Linked DNA regions of Homo sapiens: region 2 is linked to region 1. A link is a loop called in an ENCODE intact Hi-C map of the cell type or tissue named here. Cell type or tissue: heart left ventricle. All regions are shown on one strand.

Evidence for each region. Hi-C counts contacts between places; a loop is a spot of excess contacts. Peaks named below come from ENCODE experiments on the same cell type or tissue, not always from the same donor. Only the 100,000 strongest peaks of a DNase experiment are listed, where the experiment ranks them.
Region 2: it touches region 1 in a loop (7-fold over the local background); 47 of 110 quality-filtered maps call a loop at or near these places.

Annotation. Positions count from the first base shown.
Region 1 is chr4:155,351,046-155,359,045 of GRCh38, forward strand. It overlaps MAP9 (microtubule associated protein 9), which reads right to left. Exons shown (of 14, transcript NM_001039580.2): 8 at 6,404-6,474; 9 at 4,671-4,839; 10 at 4,026-4,115; 11 at 2,134-2,295; 12 at 1,867-2,012; 13 at 1,551-1,683. MAP9-AS1 (MAP9 antisense RNA 1) reads left to right here and starts at 3,171. Exons shown (of 3, transcript NR_125937.1): 1 at 3,171-3,328; 2 at 6,044-6,157. In heart left ventricle, a CTCF peak has its summit at 3,095 (motif pointing left); a DNase peak (open chromatin) is centred at 3,096.
Region 2 is chr4:154,979,089-154,987,088 of GRCh38, forward strand. No RefSeq gene overlaps it. Among named protein-coding and RNA genes, the nearest start is that of RBM46, 200 kb to the left of the region's middle. In heart left ventricle, a CTCF peak has its summit at 3,540 (motif pointing right); a DNase peak (open chromatin) is centred at 3,573; H3K27me3 peaks cover 400 bases.

The DNA.
Region 1 (8,000 bases):
AACAAGACTGGTCAGAAAGACTGTGAAAGAAGAACTATAAAGGGAGATGAATCCAAGCAGATATTTAGACATATCAAGCCTAATAATGGAAGTGTGGCACTGGAATCACGAGACTGACCAATGGAACAGAAAGTTAAGAAACAGACCCGAAAACATGAGAAGGTATCATATAACAGAAGTAGCACCTCAAATCAATGGGTAAAAATGGGCTACTTTATAAAGGATACATTTGGAAAAACTAAAGTTGAAATCATATTTCCCACCATGTATCAGGGCAAATTCCAAGCAGAACAAATGTTAAAACATTAAGATATTAAAGTCACAAAGTTGTTAGAAGAAAAATAAGATAATTCTGTTTAATCTCAAATTGTGTAGGTCTTTTCAACTATGCTTGAAAATCAAAAGCCAAAAAAAAAAAACAGAAATCTGACACCTAAAATTTAAATTCTTCATGGCATGAGATACTATAAGGAAAGCCGGGAAACCAACAATATAGTGGGGGTAAATATTTGCAACCCATATAAAAAATGATAGGCTAATTTCCCCAGTACAAAACAAAAGATTCTAGAAACCAGTAAGGAAAAAAAACCAACAATCTAATAGAAAAGTGTGCAAAGTCTATGAAATGACAATTTACAGAGAAAATAATAGATAAATGGCCTGTATACAAATGAAAAGATATTCAAGCTCAATTCTAACCAGAGAAATGCAAATCAAAAACAACCTGGATGATTTAGTTGATTGGTATGAGTTGTTTTAAAGTTTGATAGGAAACCTGACTGGATAGACTTCTAGTGCAAAAATACTATAATTTTGGTTGCTGAATCATATGAATATGTTAACTATTCATATGAATGTGTTACCTACTTATGTAAAGTATTTATTCATAGTAATGTATTACTTATATAAACATGGACAAAATGCATATTTATATTGATATTCTAAAATGGAAAATAATATTTTGCTTGACATCAACAAAAAGTAACTTTTATAAAGATAAGTAAAGTGAAATCAAATATATACACATATCTGGTTCAGCTAGCTATTGCTCCTCCTAAACCTCAAACCTGCTCTCTTTCATTAAAAATTCCTAAATAAGAGATTCTCCTTGAGGTCATCAGAAACATCAAAAGAGAATAAAAGATGGAATAATTTTCTCACTATTAAGTTCAGTGTTACTTTTTGTCATGACCAAGTTCCACCACGTAGTACCCTCAATAGTAAACTTGTCTTCTTTCTATGTTAGATGTGAGAATCACAGCAAAGGAAGAATGGGCATGAATAGTAAATGGTAAATGTGGGGATGCAGGTAAGGAAGAAGATTATAACAAGTTTTCAGCCTGGGTGTTTGAGGGAATAGTAGAAACATTAATAGAAATGACTAAGTCAAAGAAAATATGCTATATGCAGGAGGAGAGCTTGAATTCAACAAAGCAGATTCCAGGTAGAAATGATCAGTAGGTCTGGAGCAAATAGAATTAGAATTAGGGACAGAAAAGACACAAAAGGTACATGAAAAAGACGAAAGTGCATTGACAAATAATACCTACCAGCCATTTTTCATATTCATTAATAGCTTGTTTATCTTTATCTTTTTTCTCAGCTCTTTTCAGTTCTTCCTTTCTTTTCTCATTTATTTTTTCTTTTTCCTTTTGCTTGAAAAAAGCTTCCTTTTTTTCATTCCTATAGAGCATAGTATAAAACACTGGAGAGTTAAAGGAAAATACATAATAAAGATTCCCTAGTACATCTTTGACAGTAATGAAATTGAAATGCATTACTAAATTTCAAGTAAATAAATTTTATAAAATCCTGAAGTGTTACTATAATTTAAAATATATCAAAATATTTATGATTTTGGATTACCATTTCTCAACAGCAGTTAAATTATCTTTCTTTTTCTCGGCAACAGTTTCCTCCTCTTTCTGTTTCTTTGCTCTTTCATATTCTCTCTCCTTTCTATTTTTCTCTTTAAGATATTCCATCTTTTTCTCTTTCCATTTTTCAAAAGCCTGAAAAAGTTCAGAATAATTTTCTTACTGTGAATATTTGAAAATAAATAAAAATATGGTTAATCATTAATTTGGATTTCAAATGTTTTAAAATAATTAAGATGTGCAAAGTTCTGAATACTTGTAGTGCTTCTCCTTTTCTTGCAGCATTTTCTTCTTCAGTTTTCTTCTTGTTTTTTTCTTCAAGCCTCTTTTTGGCAGCTATTTTCTTTGCTTCCTTTTCTTTCATAGCCTTCCAGGCCTCAAATGATGCTAATGCTTCTTCTCTTTTAGCAGCTTTTTTCTACAGTGGAAAAAATAATAGAGTGATATACATATATATGTATATATACATAGACACAAATATGGCTAGATATAAATATACACATATACATTTATCTTTAGTCCTCTGATATTCATTATACTTAGAAATTAACTTTCAAAGTAGGTAATTTATTTAGAATGGCTTAGATAATTTACAAAGAATGTTATCTGAATTATTCATTGGTTTTAAAACGTCCTTTTCTAAAAACATTTATCACATATTGACCTATTAATGAGAAAGATGTCAACTATTATTTTTGAAAGTGTACTAAACAAATTATATCAAAATAAACTGTAATAGGCTAAGTGGTATAGTAAAATTTTCATAATAAAATATTTGAAAAAAAAATCAGTAAAGTTATGGGCTTATAAAGTAAGTTAGAGTAAGGCAAATTGGCCAAGCCATGCAGTAAGATGCAGATTTTTGGTTTAAATCTTAATTTTGAATAGTATCAAAACATAAAGTTCTTACTGCACAAATGTATTCCAAATGTTGAAAGTATGTGCTCGACTGAAAAATAGGTTGGAGACTGTATAGCAAGTTATGTTATTATTTTACTTCCTTCAATCTAATCCCATAATATTCTATGTTTGCTTTATTGTTCAATATTAAATGACATAAAACCTTAATATTGGGGTAACATAATTTAGAGGTCAAAGTACTATCTACCTCACAGAGCTACGAAAATCAAATGAGAAGGGGTATGGCACTGACCACAGCAGCATACTGCTATGAACGTGGTTAACAGATAGACAGGCACGCCCCCTGGAGGGCTGCTCCCTTCACTACTGACGCATTATCGTGCAGTTCACCTTGGAAAATATTTTTCTTCTAAATCTATTTTTAGTATTGAACAGCACACTGGAGTTTTTGTCCAGAAGTTTGACTTTAGAAGATAAGAAATAACTGAGCGTATTACAAGCAGGAGTTAGAGGAAGAGACTCAGTACAGAAGAGACAGGAACAAAAGTTCACCTCCATTCAATGGGAAAGGATACAGATCAAGAGTTCAGGTAGGGGTTGGACTTGAAGATACTTATAAAATTCAAGAGAGAAAAGAGGAAAATTGAAGGCTAACTAGTGTCTAATGATCCTTTATCTTGTCGTGCCTTTTTTTTTTTTTTTGAGACAGAGTCTCTGTCACCTAGGCTGGAGTACAGTGGCACGATCTCAGCTAACTGCAACCTCCGCCTCCCGGGTTCAAGTGATCCTGCCACCTCAGCCTCCTGAGTAGCTGGGATTACAGGTGCCCACCACCATCCCTGGCTAATTTTTGTATTTTTAGTAGAGATGGGGTTTCACCACATTGCCCAGGCTGGTGTCGAACTCCAGACCTCAAGGAATCCCATCTGCCTTGGCCTCCCAAAGTGCTGGGATTACAGGCATGAGCCACAGTACCTGGCCTTCTTGGTTAAGTTCTAAATGAAATCAACTTTTAAAAGTGAATTAGGTGCTCATAAACAATAATAACTTCATAATCAGCAGGAACAAAGCTATCCTATACATATACAAAATTAAAATCTGTTTTCATGTAAAACAGTTATATCAAACTAAAATGTATAAAGTAAAACAGAAGTAAAACCGGAAATCATTTCTTTAATATACAAGTTATTTTGCCATTTAAAAAGCTGATTTAGAAAAGTTATATATTCAGGGATATTTTACTGAAATAAAAATCCAAAACATTTTTACTTCTATATGTCAGAATACCTGTTCATTTTGGATCCTTAAGTTTTCACTTTCAATTCTTTTTATTCTGTGCATTTCATGTAAATACACATTTTTCTTTTCTAACCACTCCTATAAGAACAAGAAAAAGGTCATATAATATTTAAAATTTCTTAAGTGAATTAGAATTCTTTATATTAACATTTTCTCTGAAATTCACATGTACAATTTTCTAAAGTATACTATTCTACTCTAAAAAAGACAAAAAAAGACTTTTAGAATTGTGAATAAATTAATACAATCTTTTTCCTATGTACGCCTAACAACATCTCAGGAAAGAAAAAATTTAATAACTTTTTGTTCATAATAACTCCTTTTGTTCATATAAACTTCAAGAAGAAAAAAATGAAAACATATATAGACTTTACAATGTTTTGGCTTGTGCTGTATTTCTATAAATTGCAATGGCATATTCTTTCTTTAAAAACAACTATGGTCAGTTATGCAAAGTGTGGAAGCAAATAATTTAGTAAAATATGATTACTCATGTATTAAAAGGAAACTCTTTCTCAATAAATTTAAGTATTAAACCATCATTTTCTATCAGGATTACTTTATTCTTTATAAACAGTGTAGGCTTATGAAAGTGATCATTCTTCTTCTCTTAAAAATATTTTCCTTTTTTACCTGATAAACAGCTGCCCTTATGTTATCTGCTCTATCAGGTTCTATGCTCTGTTTCTGTGAAGGTTTTTGGTCCAAGACTTTTAAAGTCCCTAAATAGTGAGAAGAGGTAGTTGTCGATGGAGTTCTCCTTTTAGAACTAGATTTCTTCAAAAACTCAGAGGTCATTAATCTGAAAAGATCCAAATGAATCAAGACAAAATATTACAATTGCATTTGGTAGAAGAGAGATCTGTTAGAATATGCACGTATAATATTTGAAAACTGGCCAGGCATGATGGCTCACACCTGTAATCCCAGCACTTTGGAAGGCCAAAGTGGGTGGATGACTTGAGCTCATCCTGTTGGGCTGTTGACCAGCCTGGGCAACATGGTGAAACCCTGTCTCTACCAAAAATACAAAAAATTAGCTGGCGTGGTGGCACATGCCTGTAGTCATAGCTACCCTGGAGGCTGAGGTGGGAGGATAGCTTGAGCCCAGGAGGCAGAGGTTGCAGTGAGCAGAGATCATGCCACTGAACTCCAGCCTGAGCAACAGAGTGAGACTCCATCTCAAAAAAAAAATTGGAAACTACATTATAATTTAACAAATTATAATTACTTTGAAAATGATGTAGGTAAAATGTACAGTCTTAGTATACAAAGAATATTAAATTATGTAGAAGGGGACATAACTTAAATATGTCCCCTTCAACATAATTTAAATTTTATAACTTTAAGTTATATAGCTTTAAAATGATTGCTCTTTTTAAATATTTGTAATTAGAAACTTAAGAAATATGGACCACTTCTCAAGTTACATGGAAAAAACAATACAGTAGGTTATAATCACTCTTTTAATATTTTCTTTCATCATTTTGTTACATGAAGCATTCCAAATATAAAATTAGAAAGAATAGTACTATCTATATCAGGGATTGGTGGGAAAATTTGGCCAGCCATTGGTTTTGATATACAAAGTTTATTGCACCATAGCTGTAATCATTCATGTTAAGTTTTGCCTGTGGCTGCTTTCCTGTTAAAATAGCAGAAATGAGTAGTTCCAATACAGACTGTATCGCCTACAAAGCCTAAAATATGCACTAACTGGCCATTTACAGAAAAAGCTTGCTAGCTCTGTTTTATTTGATTAATGATAATTTGACTAACGATAATTTTAAAGATTCAGAAGGTTTTTGATTAGCACTTATGAGTTAGGCATTCATTATCATTGGTGTGAATGAAGCTATACAGATAATCATTTTAATAAACCTACTTAGTTCATAGATTCTGAAGGCTTTCAGTACAATTTCTCATGTTAGACAATGATACTTGATAATGAATAAGTATCATTGCTAGACTTCAGCTTTATTACCATTTTATATTGCTTGTCTCAGGAAAAGTAGGAGAAAGAAGCTCTATTCCAGAAGCAGTCTGGAGCACAAAGAATCCCTAATCACTGACATTAAGAAAGAAGAAAAATATTCCTAGGACGATCCTGGAGAGCAAAGGTATTGCATAAACATTCCAGGCACTAAAACAATCAGTAATAGACTTACTTTTTATAAATTACTTTATTTCAAATAATATCATCAACCAAGGGGTTTTATCATGAAGTTAACTACTTTCATTTTATGAAATGGAAATAAAAAGAAAATACAGTAACACCAAATGAAATTTACTTTATGAAAGTTAAATTAAAACTAGCTTTGCTAGAATGCAAGCCCATAAATGACAAATATTGGTAACTTTATTACCTGGCAGATGCACTGGATGCTCTATTATTTGTTGACTTTTTATTCTTTATATTTCTATCTTCAATTGTTTTCTATTAAACAGAAAATGCCAAAGATGATTTATTCATGACAACTATCCTTTTTAGGCTTAGAAGCCAAACTGCCAGTAAATCACTATTCTTTAAGCATCTACTATGTGTCAAACACAGTAGAAATTGGGAGCAAATCAGTGAATAAAATGCCCTTAAGAATATTAAATTCTAGAGACGGATGACCAAAAATAAATATATAAGCAAACATGGCTCATGAAGGACATAAAATAGTGTGCAGTGACAGAGAATGACTAGAGTGGGGCTGAGGAGCTGCTTTAAAGAAGTTGGTCAGGGAAGGCTGTCCTGAGGGGCTGACATCAGAGCTAAGAGTGCAAAGGGCCCACCGAAAGGTCTATGAAAGAAAGAAACAGCAAGTGGGTAAAAGCCTGAGAAGGGACGGAACCTGTTATCTCTGAAAAACAGAAAGAGGTGAATGGAGCTGAAGCATAGTGAATGGCAGGGAAAGCGGAGGAAGACGTGGTCAGGGAAGAACCAGGTGAGATCACTAGGCAGCGATGAGGAGTCTGGATGGAATTCTTGTGATGAGAAACCAACAAAAAGACTTTAATGGAGAATGATTATATTTCTGTTTAGAAAAGGTCATTCAGTAGAGAGTAAGAATGAGGCCAAGGGTCCAGTCAAAAGAAACAAGTTACAACCTTACTTGTTACATATGAAATGCCTGTTCTAATTTAGAATTGCCTCTATTAGACATTCTACAATCCTGTCTATAAACTCCGGAATATCCTTTCTTCTTTTAAGGAACAACTTTTCTACTTTACACAGACTGATGGGTGCTAGTGGTAAAGTGAGAGCACAGACATAATAAACACATCCCTAACTTAGCAGTAGTGTTTTTTTCCTAAAGAAATTAGCTAAGGATGATATACCTGGAACATGGCTTAATGAACCTCCTTCATCAATTTTAAGAAAAGCTTGTATTTTATGTTATAAAAGTATTGCTCAAACACAAATTTTCAGCTAGCCCTGTTTTCTTCCGCTGATAATAAACACACAGAGCTGCTAGCTAATTGCAGCTACAAGAGATAATGACAAATTCAGGAGAAACAAAGACTGAAAATGCTACACCATAAATTTTTAAAGTATAGCACTCAGGCACAATTTAATGTAGGGACAAGTAATCCTACATATTACATATCTGTTTCTTAAGGTTATAATAATAATGTTCCCCTCAACAACAACAACAAAAAACAAATAACCCCACTAAAAAGAGGGCAAAAAACATGAATAGACTTTTTGAAAAGAAGACATACAAGTGGCCAAGAAACATGAAAAAAAATGTTCACCATCACTAATCATCAGAGAAACACAAATTAAAACCACAGTGAGATATATTATACTAGTCAGAATATTTAGCTATTATTAAAAAGTTAAAAAAGTAACAGATGTTGGTGAGAACACAGAGAAAAGGGAATGCTTGTATACTCTTGGTAAGAATGTAAATTAGTACAATCTTTATGGAAAATAGTTTGGGGATTTCTTAAGGAACTAAATATAGAACTACC
Region 2 (8,000 bases), 370 kb before region 1:
TGTATTTTTAGTACAGACAGAGTTTCACCATGTTGGCCAGGCTGGTCTTGAACTCCTGACCTTGTGATCTGCCCGCCTTGGCCTCCCAAAGTGCTGGGATTACAGACATGAGCCACCATGCCCGGCCATTTCTTTTTTGTCTTCAGAAAAAAGTGAGTGGAGAAGAGTGAGTAGGTCATGAAACCTTCAACAATTTGGAACCTGACTGCTAGGCTAGTTAGTCCAAATTGAGTTCCCAGTGTGTATCCTGACATGATGCTTGGTCTTCACATAGAATGGATTCTTGGCTAAAAATCTGACATTCTTACAGATTAGGATTTTCTAAAGATTTAAGATTGTTAAAAACCAATTCCTGGGAGACAGAGTTAGGAGCACTTTATGCTCTCATGGCTTCCTGATTTTGTGCCATATTATATATGGAATTAAAATTTCCTTTTTGCCTGTTCTTTCCACTTCTGTATAGACTCTATGAAGAAAAGAACTGAGGTTTTTTTTCCCTCTATTGTATCTACAGTAGCTAGAAAAAATAATATTGATAAATATATTTGGATATATTAATATTTTATAAACAATGCAGATGAAGAAATTAAATTTTTATATTGAGCAGTAATTTTTAAAAGGCTACCAACAAGCATTTGCTGGCTAAAAACTATTTGAGCATCAATGCCCTAAGTTGGTGGCTTTTAAATTTTTCCTCTGTAACTCACAAAATATATACTGTGATATAGTTTACACAATCATGCACAGGCATATAAAACTAAAAAACACTTTTATGAAATCATTCATGTACTTACTACTTGTGTTCCACTCTGATATTTCCTATTCTATTTAATTTTATTAAAGGAAAATCATGAGTGGACCTACCAAGTCAATATTGCCCCTCACAAGTGTCATGACCAGCAGTCCAAAATGCTTTCTTGGTGCATATTGTCCATTGCTATCTTGAAAAACCCGATGTGCTAGGGAAAAAAAACATGCATACATAAAACAAGAACATATACAAAACAACAGACTGGTGGAATTCAGAGCAACACGGTGCAAACATATTGAAGGAGAAACAAGTAATGAAGAGATCTATGCAAACACTTGAGGAAGTAAGTTTTAAACTGGATTTTGTGAAGTAGATGGAATTGAATTGGCAGAAATAAAAGAGAAAAAGGAATGGACAAAATTTTAGAAGTCAGATATTTCCCAGCCCTCAATTGCTGTCAAATTGGTGTCAGTGAGAAAGTTGCAACAGATTTGGGAGAAAAATAATTTTAAAAACCAAATGGATTCTATCTTTAGATTGCTTCATCATCTTTTAAGTTCTCACTACTATTTAAAGAAAAATGAACCTTGACATGGTAGGCTCTGTTAGTGATGTGATAAACTAGAAGAAGAAATTTGGCCTAATATGAAAATATTGGTGAATGAATGTTTATTTATACCTTCAAAGTCTGTGTAGATAGCAGTTTTAAAAATGATTCTCCATTTTATCAGACTTTTATTTTTTTGGAAGAGATATTATCTCTTCAATGGTTAAGTGTCCAAGGACAGATGAAATAAAGAGCAGTTTCAAATATGAATTTAATCAGAATCTCAAGGACAGACTTCTAAAATGCAGACACGTGTATGCAGCTAAGGCTCTTTTCACATGTGTACCACTGGTGATTTATTTATTTAAAGATGGTTAATGATCCTCTCAACCTCTACTGGAGATGGTAGAGAATGAGAAATACTGTTGGAGAAACCTGTAAACCAGAGAATAAAAGAGACAGCTAGGTCCTCAGTATGAGTATATTATAAAAGAGAAGCAGACAAAAGCTTTTCTTGCTCATTATTCTGAAGAACACACTTTTAAAGTTGTTAGTTTTCTTTATCAGTGCCTGGAAGGGTTCCTGACTTTGAATCCTTCTTTATAAAGAAAACCCAGGCTGGGTGCAGTGGCTCATGCCTGTAATCCCAGCACTTTGGGAAGCCAAGGTGGGCGGGTCACCTGAGGTCAGGAGTTCAAGACCAGCCTGGCCAACATGGTGAAACCTGTCTCTACTAAAAATACAAAAATTAGCCGGCCATGGTGGTGGGTGCCTGTAATTCCAGCTACTCAGGAGGCTGAGGCAGGAGAATCACTTGAAGCTGGGGGGCAGAGGTTGCAGTGAGCTTAGATGGTGCCATTTTACTCCAGCCTGGGTGAAAGAACGAGACTCCGTCAAAAAAAAATTAAAAAATAAAAAAAGAAAGAAAGCCCAAAAATTAATTTGGAAACATAAACCAACATTTAAGAATCAGAATTTTGAACGGTTAAGAAAATAGTTAAATGGATTATGATAATTATATCAATCATCTATGGTTGTTTATAATTTCATTTTACCAGAAAATTATTGAGTCTTCACCAGGTAAAATTGATAGAAATATCTCTTTCCTGGCCTGTCCTTTATTCTATCCTACTTTTGTTATTTTATTTCTCTGATCATTTTCTTCCTGCCCTACAGCGTTCTTGTTCCATGTCTGCTAGCACTGGGAATGGTTGCTGCCTGTTGTTAGGGTGTGTATTACCAGTTTCAGAGAATTTGAATTCTTAGTATCTGTCTGCAACTGTTAAAGGGTGAGATAGAGTGGTAGCTTTTGTTCCTACTTAACCGTTTTTGAGGGGTTTTCAGAGCTGTTTTATCTATTTGGCTAAAATATTTGAAACCTTAAAAATATTTAAGACTTAGAAAATCAATTTAAAAACATAAAATAGAAGTTACAATATCAAAATTGACCACGGTTAATAATCATGTTTTCTATATTTCAAAATTGCTAATAAATTTTAACATTCTCACCACAAAAAGATGATAAATTGGTGGGGTAATGGATAGTTAATTAGCTTGATTGAATCTTCCCACTGTATACATAGATCAAAACATCACATTGTATCTCGTAATTGTGTATACACATTTATTATGTTTCAGTTAAAAATGAATAAAAGAAGATAACAAAAATTGCAATCTCAACTGGATAGTAATTTCAGAAACAAAATTATGAGTCTTTTCACATTTTATGGCACACACTTCTTTTTTTTTGTGGGGTATGGGTACATAGGAACGTGTTTGATATAGTCAATTTAGTTGATTTCCTCTTGTATCTCTGCCTCAGAGCTTTCTCCAAAGTCAAGGGAGGTAGATCAGCTCTTGCTCACAAGAGGGGTCCTGAAGTGCAGAGAAGATTATTCTGTGGGGCAACCCTTGACCAATGCGGGGTGAGAGTCCATGTGCTTCTCTGAGATCCTGTGGAATCAAGCACCTTTGCCCACTGCAGCCCCTTGATGACACGCCCTTGTACTGGCTTTTCCTCCTTCCCTGTCTCATTCTCTCCCCTTCCTCAGCCCTGCTTCCTCTGACCATTCCCCAAATAAGGACTCACGGAGACCCCATTTTACATGAGCTTCTGATAATCATGAGTAGCTCAACCTTAAACGGCTAAGTGTTCCTACAAAGGGTGGCACTTCTGGTCAAGTTGTGCCCACTGGAAAGGGCAGAGATTGTTACTGAGAGAGCGCAGGTACCTGAGAATCCCAGCATGGTGAACTGATGTTCCAGCAGAGGGCAGTGCAGCAGACTTTTTGGAGGCGAGGAACTTGAGCCCAGAGGATGCAGGTTTGAAAACAGTTTCTCATCAAGGGACATTTGGAAATCCTCATTGAAGGGCACCGAGGCGCGGGCTGTGGGAAGTTATGGGACTTTGTGTTGATGCTGCTTTTCTTGGTTATGTGGTCTTTGTCCCTTTACCTTTTTGTTTCTTCTCTGTCTTATTTTTGATGGAAAGTGAGTACTAATTTTAGCATACATATTCATTGGGGCTATTTTGAGAGACAATATCATAAGAAAAGCTTTTTTGTTTTTGATAGTCTACCATAAAGAATGTAAAGTTCTGCCAGTTTTGGCCCTCCCAGGACAGGACCACGAGGGGATTTCACCAGGTTTGGCCACAAGGTTGGATGCAGAAATGAACCAAGGGCCTAGAGCGAGTGGAGTGAGGTGACGTGCAGGAGCAAAAGAAAAGTAAGGGAAAATGAAGGAAAGGGGAGGGCAGAACAAGTGTGTTGACACTTCTGGGTATTGTTCTCTGTAAACTGGAAAATGACCCTGTAAAAATAGCAAAAAAGAAAAAAGTAGTATTTTACATCAGGCATGTTCATGATTAGATATAATTTTATTGTATCTGCACTTTTTTTCAGATTTTACAGTTCATTAAGGGAATGTCTACAAAAGGGTTTTCTCTTCCCCTGCTCTCTTCTCTCTTCTATTCCAATAAGCCTCTTCTCTGCTGTATTATGTTTTGCATTCTGAAAAATGGGTGTCTGTGTCCTGGGACGTTGAAAGGGGAATTTTCCTGCGTTTCGGAATAGAAATGGTAACCAAAAGAATTGTGATGGCCGTGAATAACCCAGACCTTTTGTGTCATGAGTATTTCTGGCACAAGGGCCACAGAAATTCTAGTCAAGATGTGTTGTAACAATAGTGCTTGAACATTAAAGGAAATGAGTTGCTGTGGTACATAAAAGGCATGCACAAAAATAGTGCATTTTAATTTAATAACCATTACATCTTCAAAGTTACATTTTGAAGAGTCCTTTGGTCAAGTGAGATTTTTCTAACTTCTCCCCAAATTGGGACTGGCCTGACACACATGTTCCAGGTATTAATTCCTTTCTCTTCCTAAGTAAATCCATTCCCTCCTAACATGCCTGAAGAATTGAGTGACTTCTTCACGTGTCTGTTTTTAATAAATCATTATGTTATTTACTGTTCTCTCAGCTGTGAGCAGGGTCCGGAACACAGAAGTACTAAGTGCTGCACTTGGGCACACAGTGTCTCCACAGAAAAGAGGCTGAAATCACATCTGCTGAGTTTTGACTGGTACTTATTGCTACTCCGGTCCAACCTGCAGTGATTCCCCAGAAACAGAGCTATCCGATGGGTCCTGTTGCTCATTAGTCTTAGAAGGGCACCTGCGGTGGTTCCATATTTACCAGGGATTTTTTTTTTTTCAAATAAAGTTATTTTCACTAATGGGAGCAAAGATGTACTCTGTTCCCCAGACCTGAGATTTGGAAGCAGGAACTGACTAGGGATGTTCCCTCCTCTATTACGCTTCCATGATTCTTGAAGGTGCCCAACCTCAGTCCATCTTACTGCTTGGGTGAGAAACCATGGTGGTCTGTGTCTGCTCCCCTAGCTCACACCCAGTGCTGAAATGTCTCGGTTTGACTGTCCTGCCCTATTTTGTGGCACGACAGCTTAGAGGTTCAGCATGTGGTTACTGAACTTATACTGCCTGGTCCAGTTCCTCATTTTACAACTCAGGGAGCTACATAACCCTGTAATGTACTGAATAGTTCTTACCCCAGAGGTAAAATCAGGTTGATGATAATAGTTCACCTCTTAGTGTTAAATGGAATAAAATTCGCAAAGTATCTGGCACACACAATTTTTTAAGGTTTCTATTTTTCTGTTTGTTTTTGATACTTCATACATGTATGTATGTTCTGTTTCTTCCTTCATCCTCCTTCCCATAGTCTGTTCAAGGCACTTGTGGGATTGTTATAATAAAGTCTCAGGCAGTCCTAAGCAAAGGGAACATGGGAAGGATGAAGAAGAATGAAGAGAATGTATCTAGAGAACTTATGTTCTATTTACATGAGATCTGAAATCTCTCTACAGTCCTCCATTCTATTGCAGTGGACACTTGAAAAGTGCTCCAGAAGCAAATGTTGCCACAGCAAACATTTCCAAGGTGCTGAGCAAAGTGAGGCAGGGCAGTGATTGCCCAGACTGTGTGAGGATCAGGACCACCTGAAGGCCTTTAAAGACTACCTGAAAGTGGCCAGTAGATCTGGGAGCGTCTTTACTTCTAAAATATTCTCCACTTGACTTAGATTTCTAAACAGGAGTTATCCTGTTTAGAAAGGCTTGCCTGGTAGTATCAACAGCAGGATTTTGGAAGAGGTGTTATAGTAAATGTGAGCACTACATGGCAATCATGCATAGAAAAAGATGCGGAATGATGTTTTCCAATACCATTATTCATCAGATAAAAGTCCAATGGTACTCTAAGTGAGCTTGACTTTTGAAATCAGCCTGTAGAACTATGTCAGTGAAAAGTCCCTTATATCAGGGACTGAAGGGTGGAAAGTAAGGACAGGGACTGGATATATTGTATTACCTATTTTATTTCTGCAACGTTGGTGTCAAATTTACTTTACTTGTTTGACATGATACACATGGGGAGGAAAATAAAAATCAGAATGACACCAAAAGGCATGTTTTCTTGGAACACACTCAATTATAATTAAGGACACCCATTACCCACCAGCAACTTTTACTGCTCAGAGAATATTGTTTCCATCTGGGGTCAGTCCTAACCCCAAAGACACAATCCCAAACACCATAATCCCAAATGTTGAAATCACAAAAGATCAAAATCCCTAAAGTCTAAAATCCCTAATATCTAAAATTCTGGAAATCACAATCCCAAAATATTAAAATTCAAATGTTGAAATTCTTTTTTTTCTTTATTTCTTCTAAAAAAATGGGATACATTTGCAGAATGTGAAGGTTTTTTATATAGGTATGCGTGTGCCATGGTGGTTTGCTGCACCTATTGACCCGCCCTCTAAGCTTTCTCCCCTCACCCCCACTCCCCAACAGGCACTGGTGTGTGCTTATTCTCCTCTCTATGCCCATGTGTTCTCAATGTGGAAATTCTGAAAGCCACATTCTAGGGAAGTGATCCATCAGTTTTCTTGGTATGCAGGATAGTTGCATCATGTTAGACGGAACTATTACATTGTTATTGTCTTTATTTGGAAATTAAGTACGTTTTAAGGAGATGCCTATGGGTGCCAAGTTGAGAGGAAGTGGACTTGTGGACTTAATTTTAGGTGTCATCGATTTTGACTGGATTAAGGGATATCTGGAAAGCTGGTAAAGCACTATTTAGGGCATGTCTGTGAGGGTGGTTCCAGAGGAGATGAATGTGTGAGTCTGAGTGGACTAGGTAGGGGCAGATCAGCGCTCAGTGTTGCTGGACACCATCCAGTCAGCTAGGGGCCTTGGAGAGAACAAATTCAGAAAGTGAATTGGTCTCTCTCTGAGAGCTGGGACAGACTTTGCTTCTGGGTGCCTTGGAGATCAGATCTCCAGGCTCACTGGCCTTTGGGCTTCAGGACTTACATCAGCAGTCCCCCATGTCCTGAGGTTTTGGCCTCAGAATGAGAACGACACAATCAGCTTCCCTGGGTCGGAGGCTTTGGGGTTTGACTAGACCATGCTACCAGCATCCCAGGGTCTCCAGCTTGCTGATGGCCTATTGTGGGGCTTCTCAGACACCCTAATCACATGAGTCAATTCCCCTAAAAATCCCCTCACATATCTATATACATAACCTATTGGTTCTGTCTCTCTGAAGAATCCTAACTAATACAGATTTGGTATTGGGAAAGGCAAATGTCATTCTTTCTTACTGTACTCCTTATAACATAATGGGAGAGACCTGTGAAATTGTTCCTTTGCAAAAAGACTGCGATATGGTAAGTGTATGAGACTACTTAATGGTGAAACATGTAAAAGCAAATTATTATTAGTGCTGCAAAAGCAGAAAATTGTTTAATTACAATGGCCAAGCAATAGCCAAACTTTCAAATGGACAGCATATACTTAGAAAACTTGTAGACCACAACCACTCTCCAAGTACAAGTGCAGAGTGTTTTGAAGATCACAGAAGTGAAAATACAATCAAAAAGGACAAGAAATCTCCCCTGCCAAATTATTCAATTGAATATGACTTGTGCCTCTTCACACATAGCGCCAATTCACTATGCTGTGTTTTATCTTCACATCATTCCTGGTGCTAGAGTACGCATTGTGTAAAGACTTTTACAGAGTTCTAATTTGTTCTATGCATTGTTTTTGCAAATTTGACACCATGAAAGTGTATTATCACAATGTTCACTTTGCATGTAATCATTGTGCATG